Linked DNA regions of Mus musculus: all the other regions are linked to region 3. The links are chromatin contacts, found by Hi-C or POLR2A ChIA-PET in ENCODE. All regions are on one chromosome and are shown on one strand. Each heading gives the region's core, a stretch centred on a gene start or an enhancer-like site at or near the end of the contact. The rest is flanking DNA. Distances are from core to core; before and after follow the strand shown.

What was found. A loop is a pair of places that touch in the nucleus more often than their neighbours do. ChIA-PET counts read pairs that join two places held with the same protein, here RNA polymerase II (POLR2A).
Region 1: a map of heart shows a loop between it and region 3 (2.9-fold over the local background). The contact joins the promoter of Zfp146 here to the promoter of Wdr62 in region 3. A Hi-C loop is called at or near these places in 1 of 37 maps with a recorded cell type or tissue (heart). POLR2A ChIA-PET finds 5 or more read pairs at or near these places in 3 of 5 experiments (Patski and embryonic stem cell).
Region 2: POLR2A ChIA-PET joins it to region 3 with 14 read pairs in embryonic stem cell. The contact joins the promoter of Capns1 here to the promoter of Wdr62 in region 3. POLR2A ChIA-PET finds 5 or more read pairs at or near these places in 4 of 5 experiments (Patski and embryonic stem cell).

Annotation. Positions count from the first base shown.
Region 1 is chr7:30,168,104-30,171,769 of GRCm38, forward strand. It overlaps Zfp146 (zinc finger protein 146), which reads right to left and starts at 1,638. Exons shown (of 2, transcript NM_011980.4): 1 at 1,556-1,638. Gm5113 (predicted gene 5113) reads left to right here and starts at 1,772. Exons shown (of 3, transcript NR_157376.1): 1 at 1,772-2,111.
Region 2 is chr7:30,193,131-30,196,877 of GRCm38, forward strand. It overlaps Capns1 (calpain, small subunit 1), which reads right to left and starts at 2,023. Exons shown (of 11, transcript NM_009795.4): 1 at 1,876-2,023; 2 at 748-971. The coding sequence starts at 956.
Region 3 is chr7:30,278,644-30,282,441 of GRCm38, forward strand. It overlaps Wdr62 (WD repeat domain 62), which reads right to left and starts at 1,767. Exons shown (of 33, transcript NM_146186.4): 1 at 1,513-1,767. The coding sequence starts at 1,689. Thap8 (THAP domain containing 8) reads left to right here and starts at 1,451. Exons shown (of 3, transcript NR_144498.1): 1 at 1,451-1,837; 2 at 1,965-2,056.

The sequences.
Region 1 (3,666 bases), core at 388-2,887, 110 kb before region 3:
TCTAATACTTTTCTAGGCTAAACTTTGCTGTCACGAGCAAACTTGTGTCTGTATTGTTTCACTCAAACATAGTAGATACATTTGTAGCATCAATTTCCAGAACTGTGGGCTAGGGATATAGCCCAGTCAAGAGTCAATACACATTACCTCCAAAAAATTGCAACAAGCAAACCCTCACATTCTAGCTGCTTTTCTTTGGGGGATTTCTTGTCATTTTGTTTTTGTTCTTCAAGACAGGGTTTCTCTGTGTAGTTAAGGGGTCCTGAAACTCTGAGATCCAACTGCCTCTGCCTCCCAAGTGTTGGGAATTAAAGGTGTGTATGTGTCCAGCTTCAGTGATATTTAAAAAACTACTTTTGTTTCGTTTTTTTGTTTTTTGTTTTTACAATGTATCAACTAGTGGCAGCTATTCATAAATTTGAAAGCTACCCACTTGCAAATCTTAATCAGGTACTGCTTAACTTTTACCATTAGGAGAAAAGCCAAAGCTGCGGATGTCTTTAATGACTGCCACAGCAGGGAGAAGTAGTTTTTCACATGTGCTACACAATTCACAGAACTGTACTCGTGAAGGAGTTATGACATCTACGATATAGCACAGTAATCACTAAGTTTTTTTCAAAAAACTAAAAACATGGACCAGTGAGAGAGCTTGGGGGGGGGGGTGTGCAAAGGCGCTTTGCTTCCAAGGCTGACAACCTGGATTCCGACCCTAAACCCACATGATGGAGGACAGAACCGACTGTGGCAAGCATGCCCACACAAATAAATGTATATATATATATATATATATATATATGCTTTAAATGAGGAACTGTGCCTAACCTAAATCTAAATTAGACCCCTTAATCCTGGGTTTTTAGTGAAATGACGCTCTTCAAACCGAAACTCGAATTTGCCTAACAGCTCTATTAAAGTACCTCAAAAATCAGAAATGAAGTCTATGGCTGGCACCCCCGGGACAAACAATTCCAAACCAAATGTTTCCTTAATTAAGCATGACAGAGTAATCTGTATTCTACCTCCATTCATAAACAACCGCGTTTTAGTACACAGATCGTCTTTTAAAATCTAAACATGTTTACTAAGGCTTTCTGCACATATCACGAAATGCATTTGCGTATAAAACTCACCATCAATAAATACAGTTTTAAAAGTATTTAACCCTTAGCTTCATCCCACCTTTCAAGTAATCAAATAAAACGGATGCTCTTCGGGAAGATGGCCCCGTTATAATTATCAGCACTTTCGACTCGGGAACTACCGCGCAGACGTGATACTTCAACATGGGTCTCCTCATTGCCTCGTGAAGCATAGCCACCCACAATCCTACACCCAGCTCCACACCCACTCAATCATTCCAAATAGTGGGTCAAACTTTGCAGTCAAATTCGGTCTCAAACGCTCAAGCTTTCCTCAGAGGCCCCCACCTCCGCCTTCACCAAGATCCAATGCTCTTCAGCCCACTCCCTGAACCCCGCGCTACACCTCCAAAGATCGGAAACACTGCCCTCCAACCTCCCGAACCCACCGACCCAGGACGCCCAGATCCCACCTCCTACTTTGGCGCCACGTGGACACGACGGCCGTGCTGACCCGCGGACAAAGACCAAAATGTCCACTCGCTGCCCCTGCGTCTGCGCACTCAGGGAGTGAGTGAGCACTCCCAGAAGTCTCCGCGACATCTCAGGGCTTGTTCACTGAAGCCTAGCCAGGCTGTTGTCTATTATCAGCAATACTGCTTTTACGACTTTGGACTACACTTCCCACAAGGCACTGCGGGTTGCTTATCCGTCTCCCACGCACAAACCTGGCCGCCTCTTGTGATTTGGGGTTTCTTAGAGTAGATTGTTGTCACTTGGACCCAAATAAGCTCACGCCTGGTAAGATGTTTGGAGTGGGGACTTCCTCTTTGGTACTTCACGGGCGGCGTCTCAATAATACACTGAGCCCAGACCCCAAGGTGAAAGGACACCATCTTTGTCCGGGGCTGATGTGGCTATGGACTACGTTTCCCAGAGTCCATAGCGAGCTGACATTGTAGCTCAACTTTGATGAAACCTTTACCTTTGGCTGAAGCAGGATGCGCGCGCCTTCTACTGAGACCCAAGGTAAATGGTCTGGGGAGTACTGAACGGGGGTGGGGAACAGGCGTGTCCTGAACGGGGTTGTGCACGCTGAAGCAGGACTGGGCTGCGGGATTCTAATTGTGGTTTTGATTGTGGTGGTGACCGGTTGTCAGTGCTTACAAGTAGTGTGCTGTTGTAATCACCTGTCTCCAAGGTGTATATCTGATTGTTGCTGTGCAAACATATGTGATGTTATGTGTTCCGGGATCTTGTGGTTGTGGAAGTGGTATCCCGTGGTCCTGTAGTGTGTTGTGTGCTCGATAACCTTTATTCCTGGGGTTGTGTGGATATAGTTGTAGCTGTGACTGTGTATCTCTGGGTTAAGTGACCTTGTGTAGTACTGTGTGCAGTGTTCTGTGTCCGTGGCTCTGCGTCGGCAGTGCGTGAGTATCCTTGTGTTCTTGGAGAGAAGGGAGAAAGAAGGAGGAGGACTTTGTGACAGTGTGTAATACTGTGTGTATGCGGGTGTGGACTATCTTTGCTAAAGAGTGACTGGCCCCTGAGTGAATGTTCAGTTATGGCTGGATGATGCAGAGTACTGTGCCTTCTGCGTGCCACCATGTGTGATTGTGACTATGTAAGGAGGACCTTTAGGGATGTTAGGGAAGTGATTGTACCACAGTGGCAAGCAAACTGACTGGGATGCCTAGGTGGGTAAAGTTCTTGTGGCACAAGTCAGTTGTCATACTGTGTTTGTAATTATCCTGTAATCCAAGCTCCTACAGAATTCAGAGACAAGCATTTCCAAAACCTCTCAGATGAACTAGCTGGGAGTGTGTAGCAGTGATCAGACTACAAGGTAGAAGGCTAGAACCAACACCCAAGACTCTACTCTGCCCTCCACAAAAATGGCATTGCACACACATACCTGAATATGTGCACACACACAAAGTTAAAAAAATTATTTCTAGGGCTGGAGAGATGACTCAGTGGTTAAGAGGACTGGCTGGACTTCCAGAGGACCAGGTTTCAGCACCCATGTGGCAGCTCACAGCTGTCTGTAACTCTTGTTCCAGGGGATCCGACTCCCTCATACAAGCATACATGCAGGCAAAACACCAATGTACATACAATAAAAATAAAATAAATTATTAAAAATTTGTTTCTTAGAAAGTGAAGAGTTGGTGTGTGGATGTTTTCATGTGACATATCTTGCAGCAGCCAAATGTAGTGGGTCTGTGACTACTGTTTTGGCCCCAGCAGGTGCCGTAAAGTTTGGGCAGATTCTGGCCCTGGACAATAGTGACCTCAGTTTTACAAGGTGACACTGAGTTTGGACTGAGTGCCCAGCCATGTCTGACCTCCATCCCCTGAACACCAGGATAGAAGAACAGCTATCCAAAAGTACCCTGCTCACTCATGTTTCCTTTCTTCCAACCCTTTTCTAAGAGGATGATGCTGAGCCAAGACTATACAGCTCAGTAGTTAACTATTGACTGTCCAAAGCCAAATTCAAAAAGCATCCCATTTTATTCTCCTTTCCCTGAACCTTTTTTTTTTTTTTTTTTTTTTTTTGAGGGAGGAGAGGGTTTTTTTC
Region 2 (3,747 bases), core at 773-3,272, 85 kb before region 3:
AATCCTTTCCTTGCCCAGGAACACCCACCAATCACAATGTCAGAAGCATCTTAGCCCCAATCAAAATCCTGAAAACCTTAACAAACTTAGCAGGGCCCGCCCCTTGAAGAACTCACTTCACAAGGGGGTCTGTCTGCACCAGCTTTCCTAGGCCTCATCTTCCTCGGGTTCAGTTGTCCAGAGTCTTACTCCATCGCTCCTTTTGCAGATTATCTAACTGCCTAACGTCTACCTCTCCCGCCCCCCATCAGCCCCTACTCCTCCCAGGGATCAGTGCTTGGATCACCAACGATATAGGTGCCAGCCACCTGTTCTAACCCCAGCAAAGGATTTTTACCCACTAAACCAATCAGCTCCAGACCCCACACAACCTTCTCTGGACCATTTCTTCTTTGGGGACTCTGATCTCTCCTAAAACAGCAAGCTCCACCTCGCTCAAATCTTAAGCCATGGACAGCCTTAGATCCACTGGCTGCGCCCCCAGTGAAGGCTGGATACAATCCTATAGAATTGCACCTTCCCCAAACACAGAAGAGCCCCTATCCCCAAGAAACTGCATCCTATTTGTTGACCCACAGAAGCAGGTTTACTAATCCTGGTACTAAAAAGTGACACCAGCCTCGCTAGAATCCCCTTAGGGCCAGTTTTCCGGTATGGATCAGCCCAGACTAATTAAGAATTCTCAGGTCGGACTCTAAGTGAGTCTTTATTATTTGGCCCGCCCCGCCCCTTCAGGCCCCGCCTTACCTGATGGCGCTAATGACTCCGCCCAGGATGCGCATGGCAGTTCCACCGCCTCCGCCACCTCCTCCCAGTCCCATGCCTCCACCGCCACCGCCGCCGCCGCCAGCAGCTCCGCTGATCAGGCCTCCGAGCACATTCCCCAGGCCCCCGCCCAGACCCCCGCCTCCCCCACCGCCACCGCCGCCCTTCAAGAACGAATTCACCAAGAACATGATCGCAGCTGAGTCCTGTAAAGTAAAAGGGGTGGGTCGGGTAGTGGCCTTGCCAGGAGCCCAGCCCTTCCCGCAAAAAAAAAAAAAAAAAAAAAAAAAAAAGCAAGCATTTCCGGCAACTAGATTGGGGAGGAAACTAAGGCCTCGAGATGGGGACAGAGCCTCTAGCTAGGGGTCTGGACAGGTGATAGGAGATGTGAAACCTCCTAGGGTCTAGAAAGTACCCTGGCCCAGGCTTGACTGCATATATATAGGCATGAGGACAGGGGTACAGCTGGGCGTGCGTGGTAGCGCTCTACTGTAATCCCAGAAATTGGGAGGCTGAGGCTGGAGGACCAGTTCAAGGCCAGCCTCGGCTACAGCGCCTGCCTGCTTTACCCTGTCTTGAGGCAGCGGGAAAACAGGGGATTCTCGTGTAGAAACCCTAAGGTGTGTAAAACCGAACGTGTCTCAGATCCAGGCCTTCCAAAATTAAGCTCAGGGTAGGGATGACCCAGGGCTGACCAGGAAGTTCCTAATGTGGATTAAGACATTCAGATACTCTCGACAGAGGGACTACACTGTCACTACGGGATCTGTGGGCTCCGGCCAAAAATTATGGCTGTGCGCCCGGAGGATCCTGGATAACGGAGTTCTTCCCACCGCAAATGGGAACCACGATCTCGGATTGTGGTTCTAGACGCCCAAAATAATTTCCGGGTATCTCTCTGATCTTTGGGCTTATATTTTTTGGTCGTCAGATCCGGGATGGTAAGGAGTGTTCTGGAGGGGCTGACAGGCCCGATGGTTCGAATCTGAGAACACCGGTCCTAGGACCCCCCAAGGGCCAAGACTTTAGGGTCTCGCCAGATCTGAGGACTACGGATTCCGGATCTACAGGGTGCAGGGGTGCTGGACTGGAGTGTCCCGTCTCACTTACGGATCCGGCGGTCCGCGGTCTTGCTCGCCTGCTGCAGGGCCTCCGCTGTGTCCGGTTCGGGAGGGCGGGGCCGGTGACTCAGGCAGCTACTCCGGGTTAGACCCTGCCGCCACCCAGCCGTCGTCTGCGCGGTCCTAGAGCCTCCATTGCAGACTGCGCCTGCGCGGGAGGGTTATGGTTGCAAGTCTCTGCTTAGCTCATCCGTCCCCATACACACACTGCTGGAAATTCAACGCTGTCCAGATTAAATAGCTTTGAGTACGAATAAATTATTCTAACGCCCAGGTACTGGAGCCTCCAGGAACTAGATACAGGGTACCCGGTCACCGTTGCAGTATATAGTTGCAAAAAAGGACTTCAGTTGTCATTCATTCATTCATTCATTGTGCACTTTGAGACAGAGGTTTGTTAAACATCCTCTAAATGATGACCTAAAGCCCTAGCTAACCTCGAACTTGAAACAATCCTCCTGCTTCTGTTTCCCGAATGCTAGGAATCTACATCTTAAGTTTACCATCAGTTTGTGCCTCTCACCCAGGTCGCTGTTGGGCTTCTAGTCTGGCTGTCTGGCCACTCCCTAGGAACTATATAAACCTCGGTTTGAGTCTTTATTGCTCATCCCTAAAACAGTGACCTGGTGTCTCTGAGTAATGACCTCCTCATGTGTAAGGCGGGAACATAGCCAGGCGTGATGACACACACCTGTAAAACCAGCACTGGGAGGTGAGGGCAGGCAGCCATTCTCAGTACATAACAAGTTTGTGACCGGCTTGGGCTACATGAGACCCTAGAGGACACTAGGGTAAGCCCCTATCAGAATTAAGTGATAAATACATAGTAAATGGCAGCTCTTCTGTTAGTCCCTATGTCGCCATGTTGTTCCCTCAGCTGGGAGCTCACCTGGTTCCCTTAGCTCGTTTACTCTTGCTCATCCTTAAACAACATCGACAAATACCTGCCGGTCCCTAAATACTCTCCACTCACTAGGTTGTGTGTCCTCGAAGCAGGCCTGTGGGATAGGTCTGTTATTGTCCCCATTCTATGTATAAGTAAACTGAGGTTAAACAACCAGTCTGCTTTACCTGTTCAAAGAATCTCCGATAACTTAATATGATAATCAGTCAAATAAGATCTCAGCAGACAAGACCGTAATTGCACTAACGCCACCTAAGGGCTTGCTGGGACCAGGCCAGGTAATCATTGCTCAAACCTGTGTGTGTGTGTGTGTGTGTGTGTGTGTGTGTGTGTGTGTGTGTGTGTGTGAAGCAAGATTTAACCTGTCGAAACCGGAAACTCTAAAAGGCGGGAGCACAGAGGGTGGCGACCCAGGCCTAAGCCTTAGCGGATAAATCATTTGGTGATGACTAATGTGGATTCCCTCTCTGCCACACCCCTCCCTGCCACACTGAGCAGTCTGACCTCAGGCTCAACTCGCTGGCATAAGCCCTGTCCTCTGCCTACAAATACTCCTGTGTTTGGACTTGACTGTCTGTGTCCTCCACTTTGGACCAGAGCTCAGACATCTCTCATTTGGGAAGACCTCTTTGTCCTCACATCCACCCAAGGCTTGAAGAGGCTGCCAGCTTCATGCCCTCAGACCAACAGTAAACATGATGACACATGCCCAGGCCTCAGAAGACTCAGGCAGGCGAGCTACACCACAGGGTCTTATCTCAAAACAACGATTTAAAAATACTTAAGGGAGCCTATCGTGGTGGCACTTGTCTTTGATCCCAGCACTCAGGGGGCAGAGGCAGGGAGAACTCTGAGGCCAGCCTGGTCTACACAGTGAGTTCCAGAGGACAGACTGGGCTACATGGTGAGACCCTGTCTCAAACAAACAAAAGAAGGTTCATGGGAGTTTTGCTTGGG
Region 3 (3,798 bases), core at 517-3,016:
AGCAAACAGGAAAACAAAAACCTGTTGCTTTGGGGCCAGAGAGGTAGCTCAGTGTCAGAACATGGTCCAAGAATGGACCCCTGTGAGATTTGGGTGCTTGTAAGAAAACTCCAAGAAACCAAGCCAAGAATCTCATGATCTCAGTTTCTTCAAAAACACAGAACTGAATTGTTCCTGGTTTTGTGCCCCTCCAGGTGTAGGAGATAGGAGTGAGTCTATTTCAGATTATTCATTACACTAAGTATTGTTATTTCTTTATATGTCTCGATGGAAAAACATGTTTTTGCCATGTGTGTCACTTGTCCTTGTGACTCCTCTTAACCCTCAGGGTACAAACTGTCTGCTGCTCAGACTAAAGTTGGCTACTACAGGAGACTTTAGCTTGCCTCATTTATGACTCCATTCTCCCAGGTCCCACTGCCTCTAGACTAGTAGCCAATAGCTCCGTAGGTAAAAGCCCTTGGGGCCAAAGCTGACTCTGGGAGAATGAACTCTCAAAAGTTGACCTCAGCCAGTCTGGTCTACACAGCCAGTTCCAGGTCAGCCAAGGCTACACGGAGAAACCCTGACCAAAAAAAAAAAAAAAAAAAGTTTTACTAATAGCATTCCTTCTACCCAAAGTCATTTCTTTCTGTGACTCAAATTTTGTGGAACTGTTTTGTACACCCTGCTCCCCAGGCAGCAGTGCTAAGATTTTTACATTCTCCATAATTTTAAGCCGTAAGTAGATAAAAATCAGTTCTAGTGAAGGAACAGGAAAGAAATCAGGAACAGAAAAAGGAAGGAAGACCAAGAAATGTTACGCAAATAAGCCAGGCAAGTACTCCGGAGGCAGAAAGGTAGATCTCAGAGCTCACAGCCAGCCTGCTGGTCTACAGAATGAATTCAGTCACAAAGAAATCCTGTCTCAAAAGGAAAAAACAAACAACAAAAACAAAAAACAAAAAAACCACAACAATATAACAACAACAACAAAACCCACAACAATATAACAACAACAAAACCAGGGGAATGTTAACCAAATAGGGGCCTGGAAGAGCACACCTTACCCCGAGGCGCTACAGAGGAGGCGTGGCAAGAGCCAACAGGCCAGCCTCTCGCTCAGACTCCGATACAGCACACTGGTGGCTGCAGTGGTCCCCAGCCCTATTCCAATAAAATCAAAGACACACTGGAATGAAAGGGATAAGTGTCTTAGGTCACTCACTGAACAGTAAAGTGATATTAGAGATGATTTGTAAATGCAAAACCATTTCCCGGGAGTTAGAACTAAAATAAAGCAATGTGCCAACTCTAAGTGGAGCCAGAAAGATGGGCAGCACCAAACCCTGAAGCCAGCAGGAACGCAGGGGGAAAGCCTCTGCCAAGGGGGCGGGGCTTCCGGACCAGGCGGGCCTGGGAAGCCGCCTGAGGGAGCAAATAAAGAAGCGATGGGAGGGACCGAGGCCCCGAGGCGGGACCAAGGTGGCAGAGAAGCCCGGAGTTGGGTAAACAGGACGACCAGCCTCTCACCCGGTTCTGCACAGTGTCCTCGGGAGCCGCCGCGAGTCGCGTCCGCCGCCGGAGGCAGAGCGGTGGGGCAGGAGGCGGGGAGGACTGGTTTCTCCGCGCCGGAACTCCCGCCATGACAGAGGACAGCTTTTCTATCGTGTCACTCCGCGTATAACCTCCGGCCGCTAAGGCAGCCATCATGCTGTCGGAGACCAGTGTCCGTTACGCTTCTTAACAGCCGCCTGTAGCCAGCACCCACTCGAATAGCGAATGGCCGCGGGAAAGCCGGCGCCACCGCCCATTGGACGCAGCCGGCACCCCGGCTGGCCAATCACAAAGCTTCCGGGTAGGCTCATTGCCCAATGGGAGATAAGAGGCGGAGCTAAAGGAAGGTGGGGCCAGGGCCTGTCTATTTCACTGCTTACTGAGTCTGGCTGGGTTTCTCTACTAACCTGTGCTTTCTCTGTTCATAGACACACAGCTTTTAACTTTGATGGAGCTCATCCTGTCTTTTGCAACAGTCCCGGGAAGTTATTCAAGCTGTACCAGTCTCATGGATATAGGGGTAGGGTGAAGCCAAAGAGCCGTGGGCTTGGGGTCGGGAACAACACCGCCCTACTCTTGCCTATACAAATAGTGAGGTTTAGGATTGCGAAGATTGTAGCCAGCTGCTCTCCATCCCGTGATTGGGGCGTAGCCGCGGTAGCACGAGGAACATTTTGTACGCATGCGCCCTCAGTTTCCCCTGTCACGTGTTGCAGTGTTGCTCTTCCCTGGGATGACGTGAGGCGGATGGATTGCTCGGGGACCCGGACAGGGTTTGGCCCAGACTCAAGTGTTATTGCTGACTGGGCAGGACTGGCCAGGGTAGGACAGCTACACATAAGTACATTAGGGCTCCAACACTTTGGGGCGCCTGGGCAGGGACAATTGGCCTGGGAGATTCGAACATGGGGCGTGGCCCTGGGAGGGGCGGGGTTGGTCCAGCTTTGAGTCTTGGGAGCTACTGCTATGAAGCTGTAGATAGTTCATTGCTACCTTGGGAGCGGAAGGGGTGAGAGGGATGTGCACACACATCATTCTCCCTGTTCATTTTTTGGCTTATTTTTCTCTTTAAACGGTTTTCTGGGGCATCACAGGTTGAGGTATGCAACGGTGTCCCCACCACTAGAATGTCAGCCCCTCCCTGAAGCCAACAAATTTTATCCCATTTCCTGTTATTCCTAGGTTGCTAGACTAATGCCTAACACATACTATTGTCCATCAAATGTTTGTTGGAAGGGTTTGATTTTTAGCCCAGAAGTCTGTTGGGGTTTGGGAAGCGTCGCACAAACCGCTTAAAAACCGATCTCAGTTAAACAGGACTGGTTTATTGAAACTCCCCCCACCCAAAAAAAACCCCCAAAAAACAAAAACCAGCAACAACAAAAAAACCCAACTGATTGATCACCCAGACTCGGAACTGTAAGCTACAACCCTAAACATTTCCGGGGCCAGTTTATATAGGGGGAAAAGGCATAATGATCTGATAAGTAGGTGCAGGGAGAGCTGCAGCGTGGTTGGCCTTCTCCTAAGTTTTTAGTAGTTAAGACATAACAGTTCAAGGTTGGAGAGATGGCTTAATGGTTAAGAGCACTGACTGCTTTTCCAGAGGTCCTGAGTTTGATTCCCAGCAACCACGTGGTGGCCCACAACCATCTGTAATGGGATCAGATGCCCTCTTCTGGTGTCTGAAGACAGTAATAGTGTACTCATATATATATTAAAAAAAAAAAAAAAAGACATAACAGTTCAGGCTGACCTCTATTTTGATGGGTCCTGAGTGAAGACTGCAGTTGGGGAATTTCTAAGAAGGAGGAGGAGAAAGGGAGAAGATGGTCAATTTGCCCTTGCTCTGAGCCAAACTATTTTTCTGTGTCTACAGTCAAGTTGCTTTTATGTCAGCAATATGAACAAGATGGCTGGCATGCATGAAACAAGAGTTACAGCTAAGGGGGCTGGAGAGATGGCTCAGTGGTTAAGAGTACTGACTGCTCTTCCAGAGGTCCTGAGTTCAATTCCCAGCAACCACATCGTGGCTCACAACTACCTGTAATGAGATCTGGCGCCCTCTTCTGGTGTGTCTGAAGACAACTACTGTGTACTTAGATATAATAAAAAGAAAGAAAGAGTTACAGCTAAGCTAGCAGGCTTCATCAAGTCCATGTCTCCCAGCTCTCCTTTGAGGGGCTCTTGTGCAGGGTAGAGAGAGTCAGTGAATTCCTTTAGATACATTTTTTTTTGACACTGGCTGTCCTGTGAGCATGT